4 separate regions of the Homo sapiens genome follow, and regions 2, 3 and 4 are each linked to region 1. The links are chromatin contacts, found by Hi-C or POLR2A ChIA-PET in ENCODE. All regions are on one chromosome and are shown on one strand. The core of a region is the stretch at or near the end of the contact, and the rest is flanking DNA. Distances in the headings are between cores, read along the strand shown. Region 1 holds the start of MYH10 (myosin heavy chain 10). Region 2 holds the start of LINC00324 (long intergenic non-protein coding RNA 324). Region 3 holds the start of PIK3R5 (phosphoinositide-3-kinase regulatory subunit 5). Region 4 overlaps PIK3R5 (phosphoinositide-3-kinase regulatory subunit 5).

Region 1 (2,771 bases), core at 185-2,684:
GACTAGACGTTTCCTAGGCTTAGGCAAACACATCATTATCACATGTATTAAAATGCTCCCATAGCCTACATTAATAACTGATTAATAACTGCATCTTGCTGTGAATTTTTATGATCTTGACTTTCAGGTTTTGTATGAATAATTCATTTTGTTCATGTGATTTAGACTTTATTATATTTATATATAATTATGCAAGAGTTTTGTTGCAGTTGCCTAGATTCTGCAGACATTTCATTAAATTTTATTTACTTTGATTTTTCCAGTTTCCTTTCGTTATTTTGGGGCCACTGTTTTTCAGTCTCCAACGTTTTCATAAGCCCTAGGGGATATGACAGCGCTACAGGAATCCAGCCTTATATTCTTAAGAACCTCTCATAGCCCTTCACGTAGGGAGCTCTGATGAATGAATGAAGGAGCGACTGAACGAGTGAATGAATGAGGTGAATAAAGTTTCTTCCAAGTTTTCTCTCCAAGGTCGGTTCTCTTCTCATTCTTCTGGAATCTCAGCCTTGCCTGGAGGCTGGGCAGGAGAGCCTCTCACCCCGCTAACACCAAAACTGCGACCTTGGAGGACCGTGTCCTGCGCCTGGCGCTCGGCCGATCCCGGCAGAGTCCGCCTGGGGCCGGGGTCGGGACAGTGGCCGCAGCGTGGAGCGCAGCCGGGTCCCGGGCCAAACCCTGTGCGCATGGGCGGAGCAGCGCCCTCCCCCGCGTTCCTTCCCCCACTGCAGGTGAGTCGCAGCGCCGCGGCCCCAACCCCGCGCAGCCCCGGGGGTGACGTCAGGACTCTGGACCGCGCTCCGCCCCGCCCCTGCAGGCAACGCTGAGGGCCCGCGACTCCGCGGTGGAACCCCGTCCCGCTGCGGTACATGCCGGCTGCCGCAAGCACAGGGGGCGACCGGGCGCTCGAATGTGCTGCGGCTGCGGCGGCTGCCTGACGCTAGGACGAGGAGTCTGCAGTCAGAGCGCCAGCCTCCTGCCGCGGCCCACCTGCCCCGCGGCCCGCACAGCCAATGTCAGCGCAGCGCGCCGGCCGCCGCGGGGCCCGCACCCGCAGCCTCGCGGGATCGCCGGGCGTTCAGCCAGCCTCAGCTGTCCATCTACGCACGAGCCAGCCAATCCCGCGCCACTGCCCCGGCCGCACCTCCCGGAGCCTATGACGGGCGTAAGAGCCAGCCCATGAGATTGGGGCCTCTGTGGCCTGGGCTGGGAGCGGGAGCCAATGAGCGTCATTCCAGGTGGGTGGAGGGAGCCGGACTCGGGAAGGTAGCTTCGTTCGGGTTGCTAACGTCTTCCCTTGGAGATGGGCGCGCAAACCAACCAGTGGGTCTGGGGGCGGCGGTGATGGGCGTGGAGCTGGCCCAATGAGGGTAGGGGTGGGTGGGGCAGCCCCGAGCAGCAGTGCTAAAGGAGCCCGGCGGAGGCAGCGGTGGGTTTGGGACTGAGGCGCTGGATCTGTGGTCGCGGCTGGGGACGTGCGCCCGCGCCACCATCTTCGGCTGAAGGTGAGAGGTGCGGCTACCCGGGTCCGAGTGCACGGCCCAGGGCTGGGGGACAGTTTGTGGAGGGAGGAATGGCTCCTGGGCTGAGGGGTCCCGGGCGGCTCTGGAGGACAGGAACGGGGGACCGAAGCGGGAGCTGGGGAAGACAGAGGGGCTTCTGAGCTGTAGGGTTTGTGCTGCGGGGACCTTAGGTTAGTTTGAGCAGGGTCCTGGGCTGGGGGCACTGGGACCTCAGTGGGTGGAGATGGAGAGACTCCCGGAGGAGCGGGGAATGAAGTCCTTGTGAAACCCGCGGGGGTCAGGGCCTGGGTGTGCAGGAGGGCGACCCCTGGGGGGCTGGGGGATGGAGATCTGGGGGTGGGGACGTGAGGACCAGGTTCTCGGTGGGTGGGATCCCTGGGGGCGCGAGGTCGAGGGGCTAGTGTCCCGGCGGAGGTCTCGGCGTGCCCCGCGAGCCAGTGTCTGCCTCCCAGGAAGAGAGGGGATTCTAAGCGGGGCTGGAAAGCGCAGTCCCGGCGGTAGGGTGGGGGGGCGCTGGGCAGGAAGGGCCCCTGCGTGGGTTGCTGGGTGGGTTAGGCCTGGCGCGACCGGTCCCCCGCAGCACCAGAGGGGTTCACCATGGGCTTGGAAGGCGGGCGGCGCGCGCCCGACCCGTGGGTGGAGGGACAGGAGGGCATTGGCTCTGCGCGGCCGGGGAAGCGCGCGGCGGGTGAGGGGCTCCGGAGCCGGCCGCGGGCGTGGGGAGGGTCGGACTCCGCCGGCGCCGGGGAAGGAGCGCGGGAGGAGGGCGTCCTGCCGCGCCCTCCGTGGAGCGCCTAGGCCGGGGGTGGACGCCCTGCGAGGCCCAGGCGGTTTGAGGGGGCGAGGCGGGAAATGTGGCGGGGCGCGCTGCAGCAGGACGGCCGGGGGGAGGGTCAGCACTCGCCTCGGGATCCCTTTATTGTGTAAGCGAGCTGGGAATGGCTCGCCGCAGTCTCTTCATTGCCTTCTGCAGTTGGGGGTCACACCCTGATCCCATAAAATCGGACTGGAATTGGTTCGGAGGGAAGTTGAAGCCGCGGAGTCCTGGCATTTGTGGGGGCTTTGTGGGCCTGTGGTGGGCGGATGCGGCCCTGGGAAGCGGGAGGCCCCCAGCCAGGCCTGTTTGGAACTAGGGCCTTAGGAAGGAGGTTGGCGACTCGGCGGGTCAGACCGGGCTGGTGAGGTTTGGATAACGTGGCCTCTGCCTACAGCCGTTATCTCTGTTTCTTTAGGGCCTCTGCAGCTCCC
Region 2 (2,771 bases), core at 69-2,568, 410 kb after region 1:
GTCAAGCCAGGGATGCAGCACTGCCGAGACCACGTTTGTGCCAAGCACTGGGCTGGACCCTGTGCAGAACCAAATGAACAAGGCACGTTCCCCTTTCAGCACTAACGGCACTGTAAGAACAGGGAGAAGTGGAATCTAATCTGGCCTGAGGGTAGAGGGTGATCAGCTAAGTCTGAAACACCATGTAGAAACTTGCCATGTATGGCCGGGCGCGGTGGCTCACGCCTGTAATCCCAGCGCTTTGGGAGGCCAAGGTGGGCGGATCACGAGGTCAGGAGTTCCAGACCAGCAGCCTGGCCAACATAGTGAAACCTGGTAACATAGTGAAACCTCGTCTCTACTAAAAATGCAAAAAATTAGCCAGGCGTGGTGGCAGGCGCCTGCAGTCCTAGCTACTTGGGAGGCTGAGGCAAGAGAATCGCTTCAACCTTGGAGGGGGGAGGAGGTGTTGTCAGCCGAGATCGCGCCACTGCATCCCAGCCTGGGCAACAAGAGTGAAACTCCGTCTCAAAAAAATGAAATAAAATAAACGAATGATCAGCTGTTTGTTAGTTCTTGGTTATTAAAAGTGGGGTCTATGTACGCACTTTTCTGAGGAAAAAATAAAGTGTGGGGTATGTGGATGGGATTATGTGTGAACTCCCTGGATTGTATACATGTTTAGGAAGAGGGCCATAGCTTTTTTTTTTTTTTTTTTTTTTTGAGACGGAGGGAGTCTCATTCTGTCACCCAGGCTGGAGTGCAATGGCACAATATTGACTCACTGCAACCTCCGCTTCCCGGGTTCAAGCAATTCTCCTGCCTCAGTCTCCCGAGTAGCTGGGATTACAGGCGCCCGCCACCACGCCTGGCTAATTTTTGTATATTTAGTAGAGACGGGGTTTCACCATTTTGGTCAGGCTGGTCTTGAACTCCTGACCTTGTGATCCACCCACCTCAGCCTCCCAAAGTGCTGGGATTACAGGTGTGAGCCACTGTGCCCGGTGAAGAGGGACATAGCTTTCATAAGGGTCATAAAGGATTTAGGCCTCCCCTTCTGCAGCGTTTAAGTGCCTGAGGCCAGGGAAGAGGTGACTGGATTATTTTGCAGAGAAAGCTGGGGCCCAAGGGGAGGGAGACAGGAATTGGAAAAGGGTAGGAATGGGGGAGGAGATGCCAGATCAGCCCTGAGAACCTCTTTACCCATCTCAAAGACTTGGGACACTAATGGGAAAGGCTGGGCTAACTTCTGCTGCCCTTCCCCACTGTCTGTCCAGGGGAACCTGGGAAAGACAAATAGGAGCTGAATCCTTCACTGAAAGCCCCGTCATCGTATCTATGGGTTGGGCATTAGGAACGGCCTGGCCCCACAAATCACACAACTGGGGTGTAGAACAAAATGGTTCCACAGATGACACCAGGCTGGTCCAGGGCCGATGCAGGCCAGAACCCCGCTGGGAGGACTCCCCAGAACAGGCACTGAGCTGAGGAAAGGCAGGACACGTGGTCTGCTACCGACCCCACCAGATCTTGCTGGGACTCTGGGCAGCTCCGGAGTAAGAGCAGCATGGTGAGTGTTTAAGAGCGCAGAGGCTCACTGGGCAGTCCCGGGGACACTGCTAAGTCCCCAAACCGGGTCTACAGGCCTTCGACCACATTCATGCGGCCACGTGCCTCAGAGCCTTCGGGGGGTCTTAGGAGGCAGGCAGGAGGGTCTCCCTTCTAGGCCATTCTAGGAGGGGACTGGGGAGCAGAGGTTAGACTGTAGGGTAGGGGTAACCTGATCTTACAGTCCGGAAGCCATGAGACTAGTCGCCTGGCCTTGCGCCCCGCCCCACTGCAGGGTGGAAAGCCTGTCCCCCTCCAGTCACCCAGCTCAATAACGCCCTCTTCCGTGGGTCTTCTGGGCCCCAGAAATCGTTCCCTCTTTCCCTCGCTTGGGTACTGCCATGCGGTCTGGGGAACCCGTGGACTATCGATGGGTCTGGCCCAGGGTTTGCCCTGCCCGTTAGCCCAGGAGGATAGACAGACACGGGGCACTGGTGTTCCCCTAGTGATTTCTCCTGCCCGTCCCGAAAGCAAGCAATTCCACCGCTTCTCTTCAAAGCTCTGCAACGAAGAGCTAGGTCCAAGGACCGCAGGCGGAGGCAGGAAGTGTCAAGATCCCAGGTTACGGAATGGCACCAAGTCGGTAACCAAAGGAAGCAACAACCCGGGTGTTCAAGGCAGTCGTGCAAGGCGGCGCGGGGGCGAGGCCGAGGCCACTCCCTCCCACTTCCTTGACGCTATTTCCTGGGAGGAGCCGGAGCTCGCGGCCCGGAGCCAAGAGATTCCCAGCCCAGTGCTCCAAAATACTCGGCCTGGGGGAGGCTGGTCCGTGAGCGTGCGCCCGGACCGTTCCGCCATGCATAGTGGACCCAGCACTACAGCAAGCCTGGCACGACCTCTAAGGCGGTTCGCGGCAACGTCCGCACGTCGGCTCGTTGGTCTAGGGGTATGATTCTCGCTTCGGGTGCGAGAGGTCCCGGGTTCAAATCCCGGACGAGCCCTCCTTTACCTTTTACTGAGACAAGAGTGTCTTCAAGGAATAGGTTACCTGACCAGCGCTGCAGGAGGCTTGACTGTAAGTCATCAATGTACAGTAAGCTCTTTTGTGGCACCGCGGTAGCAGAAAGCATCTCAATCCCCAGACCCGCCTGGCATGTCAGGAAGAGACGAGGCACGCCCAGACTTGGGCAGGTCCCTCCCTTTCTGCTTCCTGACTTCCTTCCTGGTGTCTCAACTCGGCCACC
Region 3 (2,771 bases), core at 85-2,584, 330 kb before region 1:
ACGTATGACCATGACCTTGTGGCCGAGTTTGCACGCCTCTAACAGATATTATGACACAGTTCCATTCAATAGTGGAAGTGGAGATTTCAGCGTTGCCCTTTGTTAACCCACAAATGAAGTGCTACTCTTCCATTGTGAGGGCTGTCGGAGCAGTAGCCAACCTTCTTATCCCCATTTTTTAAACGAGGGAAAGGAGGCATAGGAAGCGCAGTGTCTTGTGGGATTCCCTGGGGAGTCCTTCCAACTCTTGGTAGAGCATCATCTGCAACGTCGTCTGGGGGAGAAAAGGGGGAGGCAAGAAGAGGGCCTTGACCCTGGAGGCAGGAACTCCCGCACACCCTCACTCCCTTCCCCAGGGGCTGGGGAAACCACTCAGGTGACAGTAGCCTTGGTGCCGGCCAGGGAGGGCGGGAAGTCCAGCCAGAGGCTGGAACAGCAGTGCTGAACGCCGGGACTGGCTGGTATTTCTATGAAGGTTCCTGCAGAAGGATGCGGGTCAAGGTGCCCGTCTGCACAGCAGTAGTGCAGGCATTTTAAGGGTTAAGGGCACCCAAAGAAAATAGAAGTAGGGGCCGGGCGCAGTGGCTCACGCCTGTAATCCCAGCACTTTGGGAAGCCGAGGCGGGCGGATCACGAGGTCAAGAGATCGAGACCATCCTGGCCAACATGGTGAAACCCCGTCTCTAGTAAAAATACAAAAAATTGGGCGTGGTGGCGCGCGCCTGTAGTCCCAGCTACCCGGGAGGCTGAGGCAGGAGAATCGCTTGAACCCGGGAGGCGGAGGTTGTGGGGAGTCAAGATCGTGCCACTGCACTCCAGCCTGGCGACAGAGCGAGACTCCATCTCAAAAAAAAAAAAAAAAAAAAGAAAGAAAATAGAAGTAGGAAGAGGAAGTGGGTCGCAGTGAGAGAAGGAAGCAGCTCGTCGGAGCTTCCTCTTTCTCGTCTTTCCCCTAAGCCCCTACCCCAGACCTGCCCCCCTGCTCCGCCCAGCCCTCCTGCGGGGCCAAAGCCGCGCTTCCGACGCGGGGGCCTAACCTCCCCTTACTCCTTGGGGGTCGCTGGTGCTCCGCGCTGGTGCCCCTCGGGCCACTGCCATGGACCGGCCAGGGTCTGCTTCTTCCGAGGGCTGGCGGGTCAGAGCCGGGGCTGCTTCTCAGACGCCTTGCGGCCTCGGGGGCGTGACCCAGAGGATGTGGGGCCGGGCGCGCACCTGGCTGACGCTGCCGGGCCGCCAGGTGGCTGGAGAGGCCGGCTCCGCGGTCAGCCCCGCCCCATTAGGCCCCGCCCCCTGACAGGCTCCGCCCCGCCCGCCGGAGGAGCCCAGGCTGGGCAGATGCTGCGGCTCGCCGCGCGGCTCCAGCTGGGGCGCGGTGGTCCCGACGGTCACCCGAATCGCAGGGAGTCGCCGCTGGAGAGGGGCTCGGCGCCCGGCGGGGACTGCAGGTGTGTGACTGGGCGGCCAGGGCGGATGCGGAGGGCACGCATGGGAGCTCCAGGCAGAGCTGGAGCAAGCTGGGGACCGTCGGGGAGAGTGGGCTCCGCGAGCAGCCGCCGCAGCCCGAGGGCTGGACAGATCCTGCTATCTTCCGGCCCCGTGGACCTGGCCCACCGCGGGGGCAGCGGGTCTGCAAACCTGCGCTCCAGATAACCCCAGAGACTTAAGGGGCGTCGCGGGGACCACTTATCGTTATCCGGGTAACCTCTGCTGGGCGGCTCTGCGCAGCTGTGTCCTCAGCCTCCTGCCTCTGACACAGGACGCCCTGTGTCGTAGGGTCAGGTCCCCTGCCCGCTCCAGCGGGGAACTGTCCGTGAGCGTGGGCATCAGGGCTCTTGTGCCGTCAGAACCTGGGAGTCATGGAAGTGCCCGCGTAAGGCGCCCTCCGTCGAGCCTCACTCAGCCTGCTAGTTAGCCAGCCTTGGGCCCAGACGCGGCTGCTGTCCTAGAGAACTGCACGCTTTCTGCTCTCAGAGGATCTGTGTTTACACACTGGACATCCCCGCGTGACTCGTGTGTGTGTGTGTGTGTGTGTGTGTGTGGGCATGCGCATGTGCGCGTGCTGGCCCATCCCGGCCTGGGGTAAATACACAAAAAGTTCAGGTCAGTAGGAGGAAGGAGATTGTTCAGAAGGAAAAGGAAGGCGAGGTTAAAGCAGCAGGATGTGGTATAAAGCGAGTTAACAAGACTCGGAGTAGAGAGGAGGGGTGGGTTTAGGCAGAATAAGGGCTAAAAGTAGGCCAAGCCTGCCTCCAAGGTCCTCTCTGGACTGACACCCTCGTTTTCCTTCTGTGTCTTCTCATCCACCCCACACTTTCCTTCCTGCCCTCAGGACCACCTGTAAGGCACTGGCTCCCAGAGCTGACTGCAGGTAGGGCTCTCTTGGAGCCAACCCTACAACGTGGCTTTCCAGGGATGGGATCTGGAATCTGTAGTTTTCAAAACTTTGAATGAGCTCCTTAAGTGATGATGCTGAAGCCGTTGCTTGGGAACCATGCATGATGTGGAAAAGAGACCCAAGTTCCAACCGGATCCAGCTGTGTGACCTGCAGCATCACACTGTCCCCCAACCCAGCCTCAGTCTCCTGATTCATAAAATGGGCTGTCATACTGACCCATAGAGCTGTGTGGAATTATTATTATTATTATTATTGAGACAGGGTCTTGCTCTGTCACTCAGGCTGGAGTGCAGTGGCGTGATCATGGCTCACTGCAGCCTTAAATTCCCAGGCTCAAGCAATCCTCCGCCTCCGCCTCCCAAGTAGCTGGGATTA
Region 4 (2,771 bases), core at 116-2,615, 300 kb before region 1:
ACGGCCTGGCCAGGGTGGAAGTCTAAGCCGATTAACTGGCTTTTGCTGGTGGAGGTGGCACCACAATTTTCCCTGTGGAGTTTGGCTGGAATAGAGCAGGTATTGTCTAAAAGTGTCTGTCTTGCTAAGTTGCCTCTTTCCTCAGGCTTTGGCTAGAGAGAGCAGGCTTTTGTGAGGGCTTTATTTTAAATCTGCACCCATTTTTTCAGATTGCTGGCTGTTCAGCTCCAAGTCTGGAATCTATAAGGCAAAAAGAGAAGCCAGGGAACTCACCCATGCCATTCCTTGTCCCCAGGGTCCCTAGCCTGTGTGCCTTCTCTCTCTCTTTCAGGGTCTCTTATGTTAGTTTTATATATATTGTTCAGGGCTTGTAGTTGTATTTCAAATGGAATAGGGAAAAGCATATCTACTCCACTTACCCAGCACCATTTTTTAATTTATATATATATAACCTCTGTTATCTATGTGATAAAAAACAAGGCATAAAATATATATTATGAAAAATGTTTAATAAAAAATAAAAATTATTCCTATTTTTACCTCCCAGATATAATTTCTGTTAGCATTTGGACGTGTAACCATGTTGGGTAGTGACATGGTTTGGCTCCGTGTCCCCACCCAAATCTCATCTCCAATTGTACTCCCATAATTCCCATGTGTTGTGGGAGGGACCTGGTGGGAGATAATCTGAATCATGGGGGCAGTTTCCCCCATACTGTTCTTGTGGTAGTGAATAAGTCTCACGTGATTTGATGGTTCTATCAGGGGTTTTACTTTTGCATCTTCCTCATTTTTCTCTGGCTGCTGCCATGTAAGACGTGCCTTTTGCCTCCTGCTATGATTCTGAGGCCTCCCTAGCCGTGTGGAACTGTAAGTCCAATTAAACCTATTTTTCTTCCCAGTCTCAGGTATGTCTTTATCAGCAGCATGAAAATGGACTAATACGGGTAGTTTTTCTTTTGACATCGATATAGACATTTTTTTTCAAACTGGAAGAACCTTAGGGTTCTTTTGGATCCTGGGGCATTTCATAAACCCAGCTCTTCTGAGCAAAGCTTCCCAAAGCAGTTGCCTCTCTGTCACTTCTCTCTCCTTAGCCCATTCCATTTGGTCTTTTCTTCCTGCACTTGTTCTTTCATGGTCACTCAAACCCTCCATGTCACCAGATCCAGTGGCCACTTCTCTGCCCTCATGCTGTAGACCTTGCAGTGGCATTCCTCACTCCCTCCTTGAAACATGCTTGTTTTGGATCCTGTCACATCGTGTTCTCCTCCTGCTCATGAGCTGCATCTTCTCAGTGTCTTTTTGTGATACTTCCGGTGCCACCTCTTAACACTGGAGGTGTTCTCCTCACTCTTCTCGCTTCACATGGTTCACAGCCTCAGTGACCACAGCACCATGTGAACTCCCAAATAGAGAGCTGTAGCCCAGACCTCTCCATTGGGGTCTGAAGGGGATAGAACTCGGACAAAGCAGGACTCTTGTTTTCCTCTCCCAAATTGTCCTCTCCCCAAACTTCTCCATCTCAGTGAATGTGATGCATCTATCTGCATTAAAGGAAAAGACAAAAGGGGATGAAGCATCCAAGGAAAAAGTGCACACCCACTTGGGGACCAAAATGTACTCAGCCATGATGCAAGCTGTACCCACTTATTATAGAGATTTTGGCCTGAACCTAAGCCTGGATTTTCTTAATCCATTTCCATCTGATTTAGACATAATGTCAATCCCTCATTCTGGCTTGTCAGTGTTGGTTTCAGTTTGGATTGTATGCATGTGTGTTCCTTTTTTCTCTATCTATCTATCTATCCATCTACTATCTATCTACTATCTATCTATCTATCCATCTACTATCTATCCATCTACTATCTATCCATCTACTATCTATCTATCATCCATCTACTATCTATCCATCTACTATCTATCTCTCCATCTACTATCTACCTATCCATCTACTATCTCTCCATCTACTATCTATCTATCTATCCATCTACTATCTATCAATCCATCTATCTATCAATCTACTGTCTATCCATCTACTATCTATCCATCTACTATCTATCTATCTATCCATCTACTATCTATCATCTACTAGCTAACCATCTATCTATCTACCCATCTACTATCTATCTATCCATCTACTATCTATCTATCTATCCATCTACTTTCTGTCTATCTATCTACCCATCTATCCATCTACTATCTAGCTATCTATTCATCTACTATCTATCTATCCATCTACTATCTATCTATCCATCTACTTTCTATCTATCCACTATCTATCTATCCATCTATCCATCTACTATCTATCTATCTATTCATCTACTATCTATCTATCTATCCATCTACTATCTAACTATCTATCTGGTATATTTGGTGAGAAGTTGGGAGAGACTGCATCAGTGCCTGATGCCCTAATGTCATAGTAAGTTGTCCATTAGAGATCTAGAGAGTTCTAGACTGGGCTAAACGGGACTCTTGACATCAGCGTTTGTTTCATAAAAAGTTGTAAAAACCACACCTGGCCAAGTATCGGGAGGAGTGTCTGATTTCAGTTCTGTCCACAAACCTGATGAGTATCTGTTTTCTTGTTAGAGAGGTTTCGCTCTAAAGCATATTCATGAATGGGATGGAGGGGGAGAATTTGAGAGATTTTTCTTGCATAATTGGGCAGGAGTTCAAAGAGAGTAAAAAGGAGACTAGTGAAGATGTGCCCGTGTCTGAGAACAATGACCTGCTGTTGGATTAATGGAGAGAAGACGGGGTGGTAA

The links. A loop is a pair of places that touch in the nucleus more often than their neighbours do. ChIA-PET counts read pairs that join two places held with the same protein, here RNA polymerase II (POLR2A). Pooled maps may share reads with other maps.
Region 2: a pooled map shows a loop between it and region 1 (6-fold over the local background). The contact joins the promoter of LINC00324 here to the promoter of MYH10 in region 1. A Hi-C loop is called at or near these places in 1 of 37 single-sample maps with no recorded cell type and 6 of 50 pooled maps. POLR2A ChIA-PET finds 5 or more read pairs at or near these places in 1 of 52 experiments (MCF 10A).
Region 3: a map of OCI-LY7 shows a loop between it and region 1 (3-fold over the local background). The contact joins the promoter of PIK3R5 here to the promoter of MYH10 in region 1. A Hi-C loop is called at or near these places in 2 of 168 maps with a recorded cell type or tissue (OCI-LY7 and naive thymus-derived CD4-positive, alpha-beta T cell) and 7 of 50 pooled maps.
Region 4: a pooled map shows a loop between it and region 1 (2.9-fold over the local background). The contact joins the enhancer-like site here to the promoter of MYH10 in region 1. A Hi-C loop is called at or near these places in 1 of 37 single-sample maps with no recorded cell type and 1 of 50 pooled maps. POLR2A ChIA-PET finds 5 or more read pairs at or near these places in 1 of 52 experiments (H1).

Annotation. Positions count from the first base shown.
Region 1 is chr17:8,629,388-8,632,158 of GRCh38, reverse strand. MYH10 (myosin heavy chain 10) reads left to right here and starts at 1,434. Exons shown (of 43, transcript NM_001256012.3): 1 at 1,434-1,505. RefSeq lists enhancers at 1-28, 727-1,504, 1,505-2,282, 2,283-2,771 and a silencer at 563-1,242.
Region 2 is chr17:8,222,590-8,225,360 of GRCh38, reverse strand. It overlaps LINC00324 (long intergenic non-protein coding RNA 324), which reads left to right and starts at 1,318. Exons shown (of 3, transcript NR_026951.1): 1 at 1,318-1,549; 2 at 2,087-2,771. CTC1 (CST telomere replication complex component 1) reads left to right here. Exons shown (of 23, transcript NM_025099.6): 23 at 1-546. TRP-CGG1-3 (tRNA-Pro (anticodon CGG) 1-3) reads left to right here and starts at 2,457; the gene lies at 2,457-2,528. RefSeq lists enhancers at 1,535-1,774, 2,025-2,154, 1,701-2,442, 2,765-2,771 and a silencer at 2,505-2,554.
Region 3 is chr17:8,964,270-8,967,040 of GRCh38, reverse strand. PIK3R5 (phosphoinositide-3-kinase regulatory subunit 5) reads left to right here and starts at 1,334. Exons shown (of 19, transcript NM_001142633.3): 1 at 1,334-1,445. It overlaps PIK3R5-DT (PIK3R5 divergent transcript), which reads right to left and starts at 1,194. Exons shown (of 3, transcript NR_184080.1): 1 at 1,038-1,194; 2 at 1-274. RefSeq lists silencers at 921-1,020, 1,091-1,410.
Region 4 is chr17:8,924,590-8,927,360 of GRCh38, reverse strand. The region is part of intron 1 of PIK3R5 (phosphoinositide-3-kinase regulatory subunit 5); the gene reads left to right. Among named protein-coding and RNA genes, the nearest start is that of PIK3R5, 40 kb to the left of the region's middle. Within about 2 kb of position 1,365, at least 3 of the 41 ENCODE cell types and tissues checked have a DNase peak (open chromatin) inside an H3K27ac peak, as active enhancers do.